Regions from separate parts of the Homo sapiens genome. Here all the other regions are linked to region 1. Evidence: read pairs that join two places in POLR2A ChIA-PET (ENCODE). Cell type or tissue: OCI-LY7. All regions are shown on one strand. Each heading gives the region's core, and the rest is flanking DNA. Links, peaks and the distances in the headings are about the cores only.

Region 1 (6,064 bases), core at 2,121-4,620:
TGACCTCATGATCCACCCGCCTCCGCCTCCCAAAGTGCTGGGATTACAGGCGTGAGCCACCACGCCCGGCCTCATATTCTTTATCTGCTCAGATGTCACCTTATTAGACGAGCCTTCTCTGACCATCCTATATATAAAACCGTAAACTTGGCTAGGTGCTGGCCGGGCGCAGTGGCTCACACCTGTAATCCCAGCACTTTGGGAGGCCAAGGCAGTTGGATCACGAGGTCAGGAGTTCGAGACCAGCCTGGCCAATGCGGTGAAACCCCATCTCTACTAAAAATAGAAAAATTAGCTAGGTGTAGTGGCACGTGCCTGTAGTCCCAGCTGCTCAGGAGGCTGAGGCAGGAGAATCGCTTGAAGCCGGGAGGCACAGGTTGCAGTGAGCCAAGATCATGCCACTGCACTCCAGCCTGGGCAACAGAGCAAGACTCTGTCTCAAAAAAAAAAAAAGTAAACTATCCCCCATTGACATTGACACTCCATCTCCTCTTCGTCTCCTTTAGTATTCTCCATAGCATTTATGTGACAAGCTATGTATTTACCTGTTTATATTTCTTTTCTTTCTTCTCCTACTAGTATGTAAGTTCTGTGAGAGCAAGGTCTTTGTTTTGTTTACTGCTATTGTTTCTGGTACCTGGAACATGACCTGGCACATAATATGAAGTAAATATTTGATGAATGAAATGTAGGTTAGCACAAAATTGTAGATGATCCTATTGCCAGATTTAAAAGTTCCCATTGTATTAGTGGTCCCGTCAAGGCCCCTTTATTATTTTTCTGGGTAGTAGGTTATGCACATCTAAAACTCTTTCCTTTTGCTTCAACAAGCTCTAGAAAAAAGCAAAAGGAAAATAAATAAATAAATAAAGATTTCACATAGAAAAAAAAGTAAAACCCTTCCCTATTATTAGAAAAAAATAAACTTGACAGATATATAAAGCAATTTTCATTTTTTAAAGCTTGTGAGACTATAGCATCTTCATCTATATCATAGTGTAATAGGTACTTTAGAAGTAAGTAAACAGGGTCTCACTTTGTCTCAAATAAAAAGGCTGTAGTGCAGTGGCATGATCATGGCTTGCTGCAGCCTTGATTCCTGGGCTCAAGCCATCTTCCCACCTCAGCCTCCCCAGTAGCTGGGACTATACACACATACCATCTCATCTGGCTAAATTTTAAAATTTTTTTGTAGAAATGGGGTCCCACTGTGTTACTCAGTCTGGTCCTGAACTCCTGGGCTCAAGTGATCCTCCTGCCTCAGCCTCCTGAAGTGCAGGGATTACAAGCATGAGCCACTGCATCTGGCCTGATTTAGTGAGTTTGGACAAATGTATACAGTCATGGAACCACCACCACAATCAACAAAAGGAACATTTCCATCCTCTTACAGTTATTTTGTGATCCTTTTAGTCAATTTCCTTCCCTCATTCTCAGCCTCTTCCATTTCTAGTTGTATAGTTTTGCTTTTCTAGAAAGTTATATAAATGGAATCATATGGTATGTAGCCTTTTGTGTTTGGCTTTTTTTATGTAGCATAATAGTTTTGAGAATCATCTGTGTCGTCGTATGTATCAGTAGTTTTATTCTATTTTATTGCAGAATAGGTAGTCCATTATATGGATGCACAATTTGTTTATACATTTACCAGTTGATGGACATTTGGGTTGTTTCCAGTTTTTTATATTATGAATAATGCTGCTGCAAACATTCATATACAGGTCTTTGTGTGGATATACGTTTCTCTTTTTCTTGGATAGATACCTAGGAGTGAGATTGCTGGGTCCTCTGGTCTAAGGCCGGGCACAGTGGCACATGCCTGTAATCCCAGCACCTTTGGAGGCAGAGGCGGGAGGATTGCTTGAGGTCAGGAGTTCGAGACCAGCTTGGCCAACATGGTGAAACCCCATCTCTACTAAAAATATAAAAATTAGCTGGGTGCGGTGGCATCCACCTGTAATCCCAGCTACTCAGGAGGCTGAGGCAGGAGAATTGCTTCAACCCTAGAGGCGGAGGTTGCAGTGAACTGATATCGTGCCTTCCAAAGTGCTGGGATTACAGCCATGAACCACTGCGCCCAGCCAGACGGATTTTTTTAACCCTTGAGAAGTACCCCCTAAATGAGCAGTTTGCTCTCCTCGCTGATCTTCATCACACCTAGATGTCAGGTCTGCTTCATGGGAGCTTGCTCTGTATGTATCCTCCCTGGACTGATGTTCAGGCTCCTTGCTTCTCCTCCCGGGTTGTGGGTATGGAGGGTTTGCCCTCTGACAACTCCAGGGTACTTGTGGTGCTCATACATCCTCATGTACTTTGCTTTCTCCCCGCAAGAGGTTCCCTAATGCTTCTGTGACTTTTTTCTTCTGGCTACATCCTGAAGTCTGGCCTTGCAGGCAGGCTGGGAATGGAAAGTTAAGAGTGTGACGTCCTCTGACACCCTCCCTTCTTGTAGAAGGGTCTGAGGTTTGTTTATTTAAGCTGAGCAGAGGATGCCAAAGATAGAGGTTTGAGTCAGCTTGACACTGGCTTAGGCGCTCCTTTTCACTCTCCTTGTTCCTTCTTCCCTTTCCCCTCCCCCGCTGGCCAGTTGTTTCCTGGGCTTTGTCTGAGATACACTGTACAGTTTTAGTCCCAGTCTACTAGCGCCTGCTGAAAAACAGTCAGAAGTGAGATGGAGGAGAAGCTGCCAGGAAGTTTCTGACAACACTAAGCTCCGGCCTCTGCCTCTGCTGATAGTACAGGACAACAGTAACCTCAGGAGAAAGGCATCCAGAGGCCTGCGCTGAGCTTGTGGCTAACTCAAGGGAGGAGAAAGGACGGGCCTGGAAATGCCCCTCTTAGATTCATCTTATTTACCACCAACCATCTTTATTTTGACTCACGTTCTTGGAGTTGCTGGTGTTCTATACTGGAAGAGGCATGCCAGAGGTAGAGCAGGTAACTAACTGGTACCCAGTTATTCTTTAAATCTACTGTGGGGCTTTTGAGGGTGGGGTGAATGATGGAGGTCTTCCCAGTTGCTTTCCTTAAAGGGCCAGTACGTCCTTCAGCTGGGGTGCTGTCAGACTTAAGAGTGTGTGTGTGTGAGTATAATGAAGAAGCTGGTCTGCCCTGGGGCCACTTTGGGATGGGGGTGGTGCTCTTTTCTGTTCTGTGAGTCTGTCTGGAGAGTGCTGGTTAGATGAGGTGATGACTGGGCTCAAAACTGAAGGGAAGTGGCTGCTGTGCTGACTTAGTCTTTCCTCAGAGAACTGAGCTCTTTCTTTCTCAATCTCAGAGTGGTTTCTTGGAACCTTGTTTTTAACTGAAAACATACAGTAACTCTTTTACCCTCCTCCAGGTATAGATTTGGGTTGGAGAAGTTTCTGTTAACTTGGTGTGTTTTGGGGTGAGAAAAGGCAGAGGAGGAAGGGTCAGTCAGTGGAAGGGGTCGTGCGATGTCCTTGCCGAGGGGCATCCTGGAACACTGGGTGTCTGTGTTCTCTTTGATATCATTGATACTGTTCCTACACAGTTTGGCTATGTGTATCCAAATCATCTTGTTCAATGCAAGGAAGTTAATCCCTCTCTTCCCTAGGGAATCAGGCTTTGATAATTAAAAAAAAAATTTTTTTTTGTAATGGCACCAGAACCCTCATTCTTCCCATATTGCTATTAGTTATATTCTGTTGACTTCTAAACACTCAGAGCAGGGATCAGCCCTGAGTTTGGCTGATTCTGAGTCTCCATGGTTGAGGATTCATATGGTCTAACTTTTACTGGAGTGTATACCCTTGGGTCTCATTGCCTTCAGTACTCTCATTGTGATGGGCTCACTACCTTCAAACTTAGGTATGTAGACACTTTTTATAGTGTATCTTACAAGTTAAGGTGGGGATTTGATGGCTTATTATTTAGCTTTCTATTAAAAGTTCACAAACGCCTGACAGAATTAGAATTAGATTCAATCATTCCCCAGTGTCCTTTCCAGTACGTCCCAGAAAAGCTTTTGACTAAATATTCAGATCCTAGTGTGCATCTATAGCAGCGGAAACAAAGACAGACATTTTAGAAGTGTGTTTGATTGTGTGGTGGTGTTTTTAAAAAAGCCACCTCAAAGTGGCTTTCCTGTATTTGAACTTAGAAAGAAAGAGATAGGCAGGCTTAAGTTGTTTGGTCCTATTTACTATTTCACATGTAATGAGAAAATAAATACAATATCATTTAGGTAGAGGCTGCTGCTTTTCTTTCCTTGTGCATTATGGTAATGTCATTTTTAAACATTAAATAACTAATTAGTTGTTAATATTTTTAAAGTTTATCTTCAGTATAGGACTTTAATGGAACTTAAGAGCTATCACTGTATTTTAAGTGCTTTCTTTTTTATGTTTAGAAATGTTAATTTCATAAACAGCCATAAAGTAATTGAAATAAAAAGATACATTGTAAAAGCTTTTTATTTCTATGAAACAACTTTGATTCTAATACCAAATAGTTATATCGGGAATGTGCTACGTTTGCTTTATCTGTAAAATGAGAGATGTCATTTTTCAATTGGAGGCTATGGATTCCAAATCTTCCATGGAGTTACTTACGAGATTCTGTACCCATTTTATTATAATTGCAATTTTAAGATGCATTTCATTTATTTAAAAATGTATTTTTAAAAATAATATGTACACTCTAATTACCTGCCAGTTGGACATCACAGAATAAAGTTTTTCCACCATCTCTGTGTATATATTTGTACTATTAATAAATGTACACTTGATTAAAAACACAAAGATCGCTTCTTCTGATGTAGTCTTTTTTTTTTTTTTAATTGGAGTTACATACAGTATTGCAGAACAAACTATAGCACATAGGTCTTGTGCCTAATAATAGTAATAATAATGATTCAGGCAGAGCTCAGTTGTATGAGCTCAGGTGTTAACTGAACTATTATAATAGTGAAGTGGGTAATTAATTCATCTCTATGTAGTAATACTGTATTACTGGTTTAGTATGTGTACCAGAAGTTTCTGTTCTTTTGTCTCACTTTTCTATTTGTGTTTACATATTATGAGGAATGTTCATAGTTGTTTTTTTCTTTCTTTCTTTCTTTCTTTCTTTTTTTTTTTTGGAGACGGAGTTTTGCTCTTGTTATCCAGGCTGGAGTACAATGGAGCACAATCCTGGCTCACCGCAAGCTCCGCCTCCCGGGTTCAAGTGATTCTCCTGCCTCAGTCTCCTGAGTAGCTGGTAATACAGGCATGTGCCACCACAGCCGGCTGATTTTGTATTTTTAGTAGAGACGGGGTTTCTCCATGTTGGTCAGGCTGGTCTCGAACTCCTGACCTCAGGTGATCCACCTGCCTCGGCCTCCCAAAGTGCTGGGATTATAGGTGTGAGCCACCGTGCCTGGCTGAAGAATGTTCATAGTTTTAAACACTGAAGGTAACTGGCTTTGAAACAAATATTTGTGCTATTCTTTCAGGCTCTCGTCTCAATTTATTTGAATAATGTCCTGAGATTATTAGGCAAACAGTGAAGCTGTTATTATTTGTTTCTATTTATTTGTGTGAATCAGTTCTTAAAAATTGATTCTTGTCTACGGCCATACCACCCCAAACATGCCCAATATCATCTAAAAATTGATTCTCTGCAATAAAACACAACATAGAAATAAACCAGATGCTGGCTGGGCGTGGTGGCTCACACCTGTAATTCCAGCACTTTGGGAGGCTGAGGCAGGTGGATCACCTGAGGTCAGGAATTCGAGACCAGCCTGGTCAACATGGTGAAACCCCATCTCTACTAAAAATACAAAAATTAGCTGGTGTGATGGCAGGTGCCTGTAATCCCAGCTACTCGGGAGGCTGAGGCAGGAGAACAGCTTGAACTCAGGAGGTGGAGGTTGCAGTGAGCTGCGATCACACCACTGTATTCCAGCCTGGGCAGCAGAATGAGAGTCCGTCTCAAAAAAAAAAAAAAAGAAAAGAAATATAAAAGGGTTTTTTTTTTTTAATTAAATCTACTCCGTTCCTGTTTCACTGGTTTTATTTCCTATCTTGGCCTTATAAGCATCCAGGACTCCAGCATCTTT
Region 2 (6,064 bases), core at 1,668-4,167, 270 kb after region 1:
GGAGTATGTGCCCCTAGTCAGCATGTTATATCTTTCAGAGGCTGACACACCTTTGTGTATGTTTATTATTGGATCACCTGCATAATTATTAAGGTTTATTTATAAACCTAGCAGAAATGTTTGCTGTACAGTACATAACTTCTTTGGAAATGATTTATAGTCATATTCTGAAGCATTTAGTGAGGACAGAGCTAAAGATAGCAGTTTTCACATGAATTCAGATATGCCCCTAAGTAGTTCCTCTTATTTTAACTCATTCTGTGTTTACTACAGTAAACCAGAGTAAAAATTCAGCAGTAATAATTTTCATTAGAGGTTCCTTTTTTAAAAAAATTGGGGCCAGGTACAGTGGAATCCCAGTACATTGGGAGCCCAAGGCAGGAGGATTGTTGAAGCTCAGAAGTTCAAGACCATCTTTAGCAACATAGTGAAACCCCATCTCCACAAAAAAAAATTTAAAAATTAGCTAAGCATGGTGGTACACACCTGTGTAGTCCTAACTACTCTGGAGGCTGAGGTGGGAGTATTGCTTGAGCCCAGGAGTTCAAAGCTACAGTGAGCCATGATCATGCCACTGCACTCCAGCCTGGGCAACAAGGCAAGACTCTTGTCTACAAAAAAGTAATTTTGAAAACACTTAAAAACTTGAAAGTATTTAGTTTTAGAATTTAAAAGCTGTCTTTTATTGCTTTAATGAGAAACAATATATGCCATTTTAACTTTAACTCAGTAAAACAACTTTATTCCTTTCCAAATCTATGAATAAGGTCCTATTTTTCCTGTCATGTATGATCAGACTAAATAAAAGAGATATTGCATGTGGCATTTTGGAATCCTTGATTGCCTGTTTATTTGCTGCCTGCTCTATTTATGATAACATCATGCTGCTGGCCAAGGAGAACACTGCTTGCTTTGTCCTTATCTTAGTATCTAAAATTTGGAACCCCAAGGAAATTGGGGAGGGCCATCTAGAAGCTATTTTCTATGAAAGCTAGTAACCTTTTTTAGCATCCCTTGGAACAAGCAAGGTAAGACTTTCCTGTGTCTCTCCAGGAGTGCTCTCCTGGAACTCAGTAATCATCTCAATCCATTGACTGTGGAGAGAACTCTCCAGAAGTTTTAAATTTCGTAACTCTGTCAGTGATGGGCAGGATGAGCTATTTTTAATCAAATAAAAAATGGTGCTAGGCGATGAACACCTAAGGACTAGGATGGATTATAATAAGTTAGAAGGGTATGAAGGATGAGAAGAGAACAAAGTTACTTGAAACTATATTGGAAGTTCTATAAGGATTAATGTGGCTTCTGGAAACAGTGCTTATGGTAGGTTTTGTACTCATTTATGTTGCATATTTCCTTGGGTCTCTGGAATGTAGAGAATGCTATACTGAGGACAGTACAAGATGTGTGACAAGGTTCTTAACACCAGTGTGCACTATCATTTCTTACCTCCTTTTACACAGCTATTTTAAAAGGTAGAAGATATCTCAAACTGCATGTAGCTTTTAGTCATGTGTAAAAAAATGAAAATATTTTACTAGCTAGATTTGCCAGTCTCCTGGTACTGCCAAAATCAGATATTTCAGTTTCTGAATGTATCCGTGGCACAGGAAATCATGATGTTTTGGATAGAGAGAAAAAAAGTGCTCCTGCCTAAATAATGGGTATACTTGTACCTAAGGTACTGTGTATGTTTTTGATCATTAGACATATTAGCTCCCCCAGATAAGTGAACATCTAGGAAATTTCATTTATGAAGATTTAAAAGACACATTTTGAAATAGAACTCATTTTTTTTTTCAGATTGTTATACAGATAAAATTTACCATCCTAACCATTTTTAAGTACAGGACTAAGTATATTTGTGTCATACTACCGTCACCACCGTCCATCCACAGAACTCTCTTCATCTTGTAAAACTGAAACTCTATACCCATTAAACAATAGCTTAGAACTGAATTTTAACATGCCCGCATCAGCCAGTTTCAGGTGGCCAGCATAACTCCCTTAGCAAAGACAGCCTCTTTGGTGGTCAATGAACTGAACTTGAGGTGGCTGCCGTCATGTCTGGTTCTGTAGGTTCAATGGTAGATCTTTTCTCCAGTGAAAAGAATGGTGAGGGGGAAAATCCTATCACAGTAGTCAACCAAGTACTAGGAATCTTCTCTTTTTTTTAACTTTAGGACTATAATACCCAATTTTGGGAAATATTTGAATCAATGTAAATATTAAGAGTACCTTTACTACTAAATTCAAGTGCTAGTACATAAATTTTGCTTAATCAGAATTTGGTGTTTCCTTCTAGTTCGAGAAAAATGTTTACTTTTTACTTGTGGGATTGCTCCAGAAATCAATTTTCACAGCTTCCAACTGTTTATTGTTTGTTGTCGCCTCCTCCCATCCCAGCCTTTTCTATTATCAAAGTAAAAGTATTAATTGCCCCCTTAACACCTTTTTTAATTCTTAAAATTGGCCGCTTTAAGTTTATTTCTGAAGAAAGAGCTTTCATTTCTTCCAAGTGATATGTATATAAAATGTTCCTTACCAAGAATCGTTTCATTGCCTTGCATCTTCAAATATTTTCTTTTAAAATGCAAATATCCATGGGAGTTGTAGCATATTAAGCTAATATTAGCTAGGCATGGCTTGGGATAAATTAATTATTCATTGGTCTCTTGACCGAGATGAGAGCACCAGAAATGTGGGAATTTTACTATTGTGAGCTTAAGAGCATAAGGACCAAGAAGATGGAAATTACAGAGAGAGGAAGGAAAATAAAAGGGAGAAGACAAGCCTCTAAAGCCCCAATTAAAGTAAGCCATTATTTTTCACTTGAGTTTAGACCTTCTTAATGAGGCCTCATGGAAGCGTGCAGGAGCTAGCTAACCACTGTTTACAGTCTCAGATTGCCTTAATGCCTATGTTGCGTGTCTTTGGCATGGCTGTAGTAACCTGGAAGGATGACGTTAGAGAATTGTTCACACGTCTTTGCATCTCTGGCCAGTGAAATACTATCCCAAGAGGTGACCATTGGCTGGAGATTTCCTTATGAAAACAGAGACTGTCTCATTATGTTTATTTGTTTCGTTATGACGTGTAAGCGTACCCTGAGAAAATTATGAACTGTATTTTCCCAGCATCCTGCATGCACCCAGCTAGGAAAGCAAGTGAGACACCCTTTGGGCCCTCAGCAGTCATTTAATGAGGCGTTACAATGTACCTACCTCATGGTGGCCTCTGGGGCTAACAGGGTCATGATATAGGAGATCAGCATAGGATCCTGTGATAGAATTAAACAGGTCCTCAGATCACAAAATGCAAAGGTTGCTGTTAACATGGGATAATCTTCCTTCTTGTAGTATCTTTCTTATGGAAAGCTATTCTATCTGCTCTTTTAAATTGCTTTAATATTCTATATATAGTAGGTGTTGGCAGTCACAAATTTAACTTTGTGGTTTCAGTCATGAAAATTCATGGATTTGCATTTGTTTCTGCTGTGCAAGAGAGCCGGTCACACAGCGAGAGAGTGAGCCCCACTGGCCACTGACTCCTCACTTTAACACAGCTTGGTGCTTCTGTTCTTCATCCCCGTGAAATAATGAGCACTTCTCAATGGAAGCACTTAGTGAGTTCATGAAGGTTGCGAGATCCATTCCTTGAAACTGTTGAGAGACTTGTTTTCAGAGGCTATTTCAGAGAAACAGAGGCTACTCTGTTTCACACATACTTACTGAAACCCTAAATGCAAGCCTCGCACTGGGATCCAAAGGTAAATTAAGATGATGGTCCCTGCCTGCAGAAGCTCTCAGCCTAGTGCAGGGAACAAACATGTGAATACATGCCCTTCTATTTGGTAAAATGAATGGTTGAGAGAGCAAGAGGGGAAGAGATGACTCTGCCCATGAAGATGGAGAAGGTATCAGGAAAAGGACATAATTGGGCTGGGCATAGTGGCTCACGTGTACAATCCCAACACTTTGGGAGGCCTAGTAGGGAAGATCACTTCAGGCCAAGAATTTAAGACCAGCCTGGGCAACATAGCAAGACCCCATCTCTGTTTTAAAATAAAATACAGGCCGGGTGCAGCAGCTCATGCCTGTAATCCCAGCACTTTGGGAGGCCGAGGCGGGCAGATCATGAGGTCAGGAGTTCAAGACCAGCCGGGCCAATATGGTGAAACGCTGTTTCTACTGAAAATATAAAAAAATTAGCCGGGCATGGTGGCATGACCCTGTTGTCCCAGCTACTCGAGAGGCTGAGGCAGGAGAATCGCTTGAACCCAGGAGGCAGAGGTTGCAGTGAGCCGAGACTATGCCACTGCACTCCGTCCTAGGCAATAGAGGGAGACTCTGTCGCAAAAAATAATAATAAATAAATATATGGCCAGGCACAGTGGCTCACACCTGTAATCCTAGCACTCTGGGAGGCTGAGCCGGGCGGATCACCCGAGGTCAGGAGTTCAAGACCAGCCTGGCCCACATGGTGAAACCCTGTCTCTACTAAAAATACAAAAATTAACGGCCTGGTGGTGTACACATGTAACCCCAGCTACTCGAGAGACTGAGGCAGCAGAATCACTTGAACCGGGGAAGCGGAGGTTGTGGTGAGCTGAGATTGTGCCACTGCACTCCAGCCTGGGCAACAGAACAAGACTCCATCTCAAAAAATAACTAAATAAAAATAAATGTTTGTGTGTGTGTATAAGTGTATGTGTGTATATACTGCGCTCCAGCCTCAGCGACAGAGTGAGACTGTATCTCAAGAAAAAAGGTTTTGAAAAAGGAAAAGGAGGTGTTGCTTCAGCCACATCTTAAAGGAGGTAACACTTGACCAGAAGGAAAAGGGATCTGGATGTTCTTGGTACAGAAACCACAAGTTCATATGAACAGAAGTGTCAACAGCTGAAAAAGTAAGGGGACAAGTAGTCCCATGGGACTGCAGCCAAATGTACAAGGTTAGCGACCAGATAAGACTCTGGACGGGTCAGCAGGAGGGGCCAGGTGATGGATGCCAGACCACTGGGTCCTGGGTACTTACCACATTGTGCTTCCTAGTCCCCAAGATGTGGTCCTCAAAAAAACGAAAAGTCACGGTCAAATGAATTTGGGAGATGCCAAGTTAAAGCTCTCCCAAGCAGGGAAATATAGAGGACCAAACCCCTTTTGTAGGAAAACCCTAGAAAACCTCACTTGGGGAATTCTGCTATAAGCAGTGAAACACCATGGAAGGATTCTGAGCTGTTGACAACAGATTTTCATTTAGAAATTCATTCTGCAAAATACAAAAATTAGCCAGGCAAGGTGGTACATGCCTGTAGTCCCAGCTACTTGGGAGGCTGAAGTCAGGGGATCACTTGAGCCTGGGAGGTCAAGGCTACAGTGAGCCATGTTTGTGTCACTGCACTCCAGCCTGGGTGACAAAGTGAGACCCTGTCTCAAAAAAAAAAAAAAAAATGCATTCTGCAGAATGAGAAAATGAGTGAGGGCTGGGTGGGTGGTGAGATGAGAAACAAGGAGACCAGTAGGAAGGCTGCTACAGTTACCCAGTGGGGAGGAGGTGCTCCATGAAACACCTGAGTACAAGGGGGCATGCACAGGCTCAGGGATTCAAGAGGCATTTGAAGGTAGAATCAATAGACTGAACTGCCCTTGGGAGGGAGAGACCTACGTTGGTGCCAGGGTTTTGGTTCCTGACTCTGGTCATGCCTAATCAGTTGCTGGATATAACTTCTGGCATCCAGCAGGAAGGCCTGCCCTACTAATATATTTGGAGTTGGGTGTGACTATAATGGTAGCACTGAAGCCTCAGTGGATGAGCTCATCACCAGGTCAAGTCTAAGGGGAGAACAGGACTGTGGACAGACCCAGCAGACATCCATGTTTTAGAAGTGGGCAGGGAGGAGTGGTCAGCAAGGGAGCAGGCGTCCTTGAAGCCAGGGGAGGACAGGGTTTCAAAAACAAGAGAGCAGTGTGTAGTAACCCTCCACATGCAAGTTACAACAGCAGAGAGATGTTTTTACCTAACAAATTGTCAGACTTTTTTCCTGTATGTACTCATGCTCATA
Region 3 (6,064 bases), core at 1,668-4,167, 180 kb after region 1:
TGTGAAGGTTTACATAGCATAGTCCTAAAGATAAAAGCTCTAATAAAATTTCAGTCAGCAAGTAGAGATTCATCCCCATAGATGTACTGATAAATGGAGTTCCACATATACTCTCATTGATACCCACTTTTTTTTTTTTTTTAATATTATGCATACCACACACACACGGTCTCGCTCTGTCACCCAGGCTGGAGTACAGTAGTGCGATCATGGCTCACTGCACCCTCAATCTCCTGGGCTCAAGTGAACCTCCCACCTCAGCCTCCCAAGTAGCTGGGACTATAGACACACGCCACCATGCCCAGCTGATTTTTTTTTCTTTTTTTTTTTTGAGACAGAGTCTCACTCTGTTGCCCCAGCTGGAGTGCAGTGGCACGATCTTGGATCACTGCAACCTCCGCCTCCTCGGTTCAAGCAATCCTCCTGCCTCAGCCTCCCAAGTAGCTGGGACTACAAGCACGTGCCACCATGCCTGGCTAATTTTTGTATTTTTAATAGAGACGGTGTTTCACCATGTTGGCCAGGCTGGTCTCGAACTCTTGACCTCGTGATCTGCCCGCCTTGGCCTCCCAAAGTGCTGGGATTACAGGCGTGAGCCACCGCACCCAGTGATTATTTTTATTTTTAGTAGAGACGAGGTCTTGCTTTGTTGCCCAAGCTAGTCTTGAACTCCTGGGCTCAACTGATCCTCCCACCTCAGCCTCCCCAAGTGCTGGGATTACAGGCATGAGCCACTGCACCCGGCTGCTTCTGGACTTCTTATGATAACTTGGTAGAAGAAAAATTGTGCCATTAATTTATTATTTATTTTTCTGGAACTGTTTATGACTTTCACGTTTACCAGCTAGAAGTCAAAGTTTACTTCTGTTACTTAGATCACCTTACAAGGTTGATACGAGGATTAAATAAGATAGTGTACATGAAGGAGCCTAATTATATGCCTCTTTTTGGTAGGCCCTCAAGTAACATTAGTTCCCTTCCCCCAAGATTAGACCGTATACTCTCAGCAAACATTTTAAATGCCAGGGTTCAGGCTTTATTGATTTCAATTTTATTTTCTCATTTCAGCCGATCGCATTAACAGACTCCAGGCAGCTCTTGCCAGCACCCAGCAGTTCCAGCAAATGTTTGATGAGTTGAGGACCTGGTTGGATGATAAACAAAGCCAGCAAGCAAAAAACTGCCCAATTTCTGCAAAATTGGAGCGGCTACAGTCTCAGCTACAGGAGAATGAAGAGTTTCAGAAAAGTCTTAATCAACACAGTGGCTCCTATGAGGTGATTGTGGCTGAAGGGGAATCTCTACTTCTTTCTGTACCTCCTGGAGAAGAGAAAAGGACTCTACAAAACCAGTTGGTTGAGCTCAAAAACCATTGGGAAGAGCTTAGTAAAAAAACTGCAGACAGACAATCCAGGCTCAAGGATTGTATGCAGAAAGCTCAGAAATATCAGTGGCATGTGGAAGACCTTGTGCCATGGATAGAAGATTGTAAAGCTAAGATGTCTGAGTTGCGAGTCACTCTGGATCCAGTGCAGCTAGAGTCCAGTCTCCTAAGATCAAAGGCTATGCTGAATGAGGTGGAGAAGCGCCGCTCCCTGCTGGAAATATTGAATAGTGCTGCTGACATTCTGATCAATTCTTCAGAAGCAGATGAGGATGGAATCCGGGATGAGAAGGCTGGGATCAACCAGAACATGGATGCTGTTACAGAAGAGCTGCAGGCCAAAACAGGGTCACTCGAAGAAATGACTCAGAGGCTCAGGGAGTTCCAGGAAAGCTTTAAGAATATTGAAAAGAAGGTTGAAGGAGCCAAACACCAACTTGAGATCTTTGATGCTCTGGGTTCTCAAGCCTGTAGCAACAAGAACCTGGAGAAGCTAAGAGCTCAACAGGAAGTGCTGCAGGCCCTAGAGCCTCAGGTAGACTATCTGAGGAACTTTACTCAGGGTCTGGTAGAAGATGCCCCAGATGGATCTGATGCTTCTCAACTTCTCCACCAAGCTGAGGTCGCCCAGCAAGAGTTCCTCGAAGTTAAGCAAAGAGTGAACAGTGGTTGTGTGATGATGGAAAACAAGCTGGAGGGGATTGGCCAGTTTCACTGCCGGGTCCGAGAGATGTTCTCTCAATTGGCAGACCTGGATGATGAGCTAGATGGCATGGGTGCTATTGGCAGAGACACTGATAGCCTCCAGTCCCAAATCGAGGATGTCCGGCTATTCCTTAACAAAATTCACGTCCTCAAATTAGACATAGAGGCCTCTGAAGCAGAGTGTCGACATATGCTAGAAGAAGAGGGGACTCTGGATTTGTTAGGTCTCAAAAGGGAGCTAGAAGCCCTGAACAAACAGTGTGGCAAACTGACAGAGAGGGGGAAAGCTCGTCAGGAACAGCTGGAACTGACACTAGGCCGTGTAGAGGACTTCTACAGGAAATTGAAAGGACTCAATGACGCGACCACAGCAGCAGAGGAGGCAGAGGCCCTCCAGTGGGTAGTGGGGACCGAAGTGGAAATCATCAACCAACAATTAGCAGATTTTAAAGTAAGTCTGAACCTTGTTTTTCTTTTTCTTTTACATGTATTTATTTGCTTGTAACTTGGAAACCAGTCAAGTATACATTTTAACTTCTGTCCCTAGTTTTATTATTGTCACTTCCATCACCATGAAAGCACACTGTCTGAAGACTAAATAGTCTCTCGGACTTCTGAGCAAACTGGTTTGAGCATTTTTCTTTTTCTTTTTCTTCTTCTTCTTCTTTTTTTTTTTTTTTTTTTTTTTTGAGACAGGGTCTCTCTCTCTCACCCAGGCTGGAGTGCAGTGGTGCGATCTCGGCTCACTGCAGACTCGACCTCATAGGCTCAAGCGATCCTCCCACTTCAGTCTCCCAAGGAGCTGGGACCACAGGCGCCACCATACCCGGCTAATTTTTTGTATTTTTTGTAGAGACGAGGTTTCACCATGTCTCCCAGGCTGGTCTCAAACTCCTGAGCTCAGGCAATCCGCCCACCTCAGCCTACCAAAGTGTTGGGATTACAGGCATGAGCCATCACGCCCAGCCAGAGCATTTTTCTATTGTAGTTTATTTCAGTCTTTATAACCAATTAAGGATATAGAAAGAAATGTCCAAGTCTTATCTCTTACTCTAAGAATTTCCTTTTAGGATTTCTTGAGATTTCAGATTACCAGATTTTGTAATAGCAGTGAATGTATCTTCAGGTCTCTGGTTTTTGTGTGTTTTTTTTTTTTTTTTTTTTTTTTTGGAGACAGAGTCTTGCTCTGTAGCCCAGGTTGGAGTGCAGTGGGGCGATCTAGGCTCACTGAAACCTCCACCTCCGGGGTCCAAGTGATCCTCCTGCCTCAGCCTCCCAAGTAGCTGGGGTTACAGTCGCTCACCACCACGCCTGGTTAATTTTTATATTTTTAGTAGAGATGGGGTTTCACCATATTGGCCAGGCTGGTCTCGATCTCCTGACCTCAAGTGATCCACCCGCCCTAGCCTCCCAAAGTGCTGGGATTACAGGCATTAGTCACCGCACTCAGCCCCCTGTTTTTCAAATTGAGGTATGAAAAGCCGTAAGTTAAACATAGTCTCATCTTCCTAAAGGGTTTATTTTACATAGATTTTAGGGGAGGATATTGATGTATATTTGATATATTATGGAATAAAACATAAAATTATCATTAATTGTTAAGATAAAACATGACACTTCAAATAAATCTCCCATTTATATAGTAAGCAGCTTAATAATACATCCCAGACTCCTCAAGAGTACAAGTTCTTTGCCTATAGGAAAGAAGTTTGAGAAGTACTGCCTTAATTGCAAAAATACTTTAATTCTTTGCCTGAGCCAAAATCTCCATTCCTGAGATTGTGTGAGTATAAATTAAAGTAACAGGAGATGATTACATGACCCAAAAGTGTGGATTTACTGGGTTAGGAGCACATCTGTTGGATCTTGGTTCTCACTATATTAACCTGTTGCCCCTAGAGTTTTCCTTGTGGTAAATACGTAAAAGTCTCTCACTCTGCCACTGTACATGGAATAGATTTGGAAAGGATACTTTCAGCACTTTGTTTCCATCACTAGAGTTAATTATTCCTGCTTACACAGTTAACACTCCTGCCATTAAAGTAAAATTGTGATCTCAGAGACCCTGCTTGCCAGCGTTATTTATCTTAAAAACATGGATGCAGAGGTAATGTTGACACCAGCTCAGAGCCACGTAGTCCTAGAGACGTCACAGTTTTGTAGACAGGATCCAAGTGCAAAAATGTGGCTGTTTCAGAAGGGCCCCTCTAGGAGCTTGGGAGAAATTCAGCACTAAAGTGGGACATTGGCTGAAGGCCTTCTTACCATGTTTGGAGATAGTACAATTTTGAGCAAGAGGAGTCATCGTATTTGGGTTTCTTGAGGCACCCAGATAAGGAAAGGGTAGGTAGAGAAAACGTAAACCCGTGAAGCAGTGCATTCCTCTTAGAAACTTCCTTTCTAGTGGTAGTGTGGCCTTCCCTGTTTCAGCTTGCACATTTTTCTTTCCTCTTTTGTTATAAGTGTCTCAAAAGCAGAGACTTTCTTCTACAGGTATGCTTCAGTTATCCAATTTACTTGCATCCAGGCTATTTAGAATTAACCATCTAACCAACTCAATGAAATTTTTAGAAAACTGAAACTTATCCCTTTAGGCTCCAAAATAGTTTTGTTTTATCAGCCGGGTGCGGTGGCTCACGCCTGTAATCCCAGCACTTTGGGAGGCCGAGGCGGGTGGATCACGAGGTCAGGAGATCGAGACCATCCTGGCTAACACGGTGAAACCCTGTCTCTACTAAAAAAAAATACAAAAAATTAGCTGGGTATGGTGGCAGGCGCCTGTAGTCCCAGCTACTCGGGAGGCTGAGACAGGAGAATGGCATGAACCCAGGAGGTGGAGCTTGCAGTGAGCCAAGATGGCGCCACTGCACTCCAGCCTGGGTGACAGAGTGAGACTCCTTCTCAAAAAAAAAAAAACACACAAAATAGTTTCATCTAACCAGGTTCTGGTTTATATAGGAATTATTTTAAACTCAATTTGCCTAATTTTCTAAATATGTATTATGCATAAGTTTTTTTTAATGAGTGCAGGTTAACATTATTTAAATGGTTGTACTGTCTATACTATGGTGATATTCTCAAGGATGTGAGACACATTTGGAGCTGCTTTGTATTAAGTATTCCCAAATTACTGTGCACTTTGATTTCTATATTGAAGTTATTGTTTAGGGCCTCTATAGTATTATACTGGTTGGATTGGCTGTGCATGTGTGTGTGGAGAGGAGGAGGTAATTTTGGGATTTCTGCCCACCACCATGATATTGGTTATTATTTCCTACTGCTATCACTTTTCACTGCTGTCATTTGGTCTGTGTAGTCTATTCCTCCCTTCTAATCTTCACTGAGCTAGAAAATGAGATAAACAGGCCTGTTAAAATTGCATTAGATATGAGCTAAAATGTACAAAAGAGTCCACATGCAGGCATAAATAGTGTTTGGATTTGAGGACAAGTCATCTTTTCCTTTTCATTTAATCCTTGGTTTCTAGAGACATTCTGACTTTTGATGTTGCTGGAAGATTTCAAAAAATTACTGGGCATTACTTTATCTTATTTCTATCCTAGTATGTTGCCTAATAGTGCTCAGAGTTCAATAGCACTTAGTTGCTTGTCATAGCCAAATTCGTTTCACTGATTTCTAAAAATAAGCCTTCCACCTCAGATACTCTGGATGTGAAGGCTGGGACTGGACACTGATCGGCTGGGCTCTTGCAGAGTGTGTTCATCAACAGTGGACTGGTGTTGACAAGGCAAGCCTGGAAGAAGAGTGGGAGAAGGGAGAAGGGTGGTGGAGTGTCCTGTGTGTAGTCCATTGTCAAGTCAGTAGGTAGTTACCATAAAATGATCAGTATCCACCCTCAAGTTGGGGATGCAAATCAAAAGCCCTGTTCCACCTGTCCACCTTGTAGGGAAGTCAAAAGCTTTGGAAAGAGTTTTTGCCTTCTCCCAGCAAAAATCTTTGGTCAGGAGGGGAGGA

Evidence for each region. Peaks named below come from ENCODE experiments on the same cell type or tissue, not always from the same donor. Only the 100,000 strongest peaks of a DNase experiment are listed, where the experiment ranks them.
Region 2: POLR2A ChIA-PET joins it to region 1 with 5 read pairs; 2 of 35 experiments call an interaction of 5 or more read pairs at or near these places.
Region 3: POLR2A ChIA-PET joins it to region 1 with 7 read pairs; 6 of 35 experiments call an interaction of 5 or more read pairs at or near these places.

What each region holds. Positions count from the first base shown.
Region 1 is chr1:39,202,195-39,208,258 of GRCh38, forward strand. It overlaps MACF1 (microtubule actin crosslinking factor 1), which reads left to right and starts at 2,501. Exons shown (of 101, transcript NM_001394062.1): 1 at 2,501-2,937. The coding sequence starts at 2,829. RefSeq lists an enhancer at 2,687-2,866. In OCI-LY7, for the core only: CTCF peaks have their summits at 2,364 and 3,926; DNase peaks (open chromatin) are centred at 2,357, 2,752 and 3,157; H3K4me3 peaks cover 2,500 bases; H3K27ac peaks cover 2,477 bases.
Region 2 is chr1:39,470,033-39,476,096 of GRCh38, forward strand. All of the region lies in intron 97 of MACF1 (microtubule actin crosslinking factor 1), which reads left to right. Among named protein-coding and RNA genes, the nearest start is that of BMP8A, 19 kb to the right of the region's middle. In OCI-LY7, for the core only: no CTCF peak of the experiment used is centred there; no DNase peak of the experiment used is centred there.
Region 3 is chr1:39,386,119-39,392,182 of GRCh38, forward strand. MACF1 (microtubule actin crosslinking factor 1) reads left to right here. Exons shown (of 101, transcript NM_001394062.1): 58 at 1,069-2,540. Among named protein-coding and RNA genes, the nearest start is that of BMP8A, 100 kb to the right of the region's middle. RefSeq lists an enhancer at 1,273-1,769. In OCI-LY7, for the core only: no CTCF peak of the experiment used is centred there; no DNase peak of the experiment used is centred there.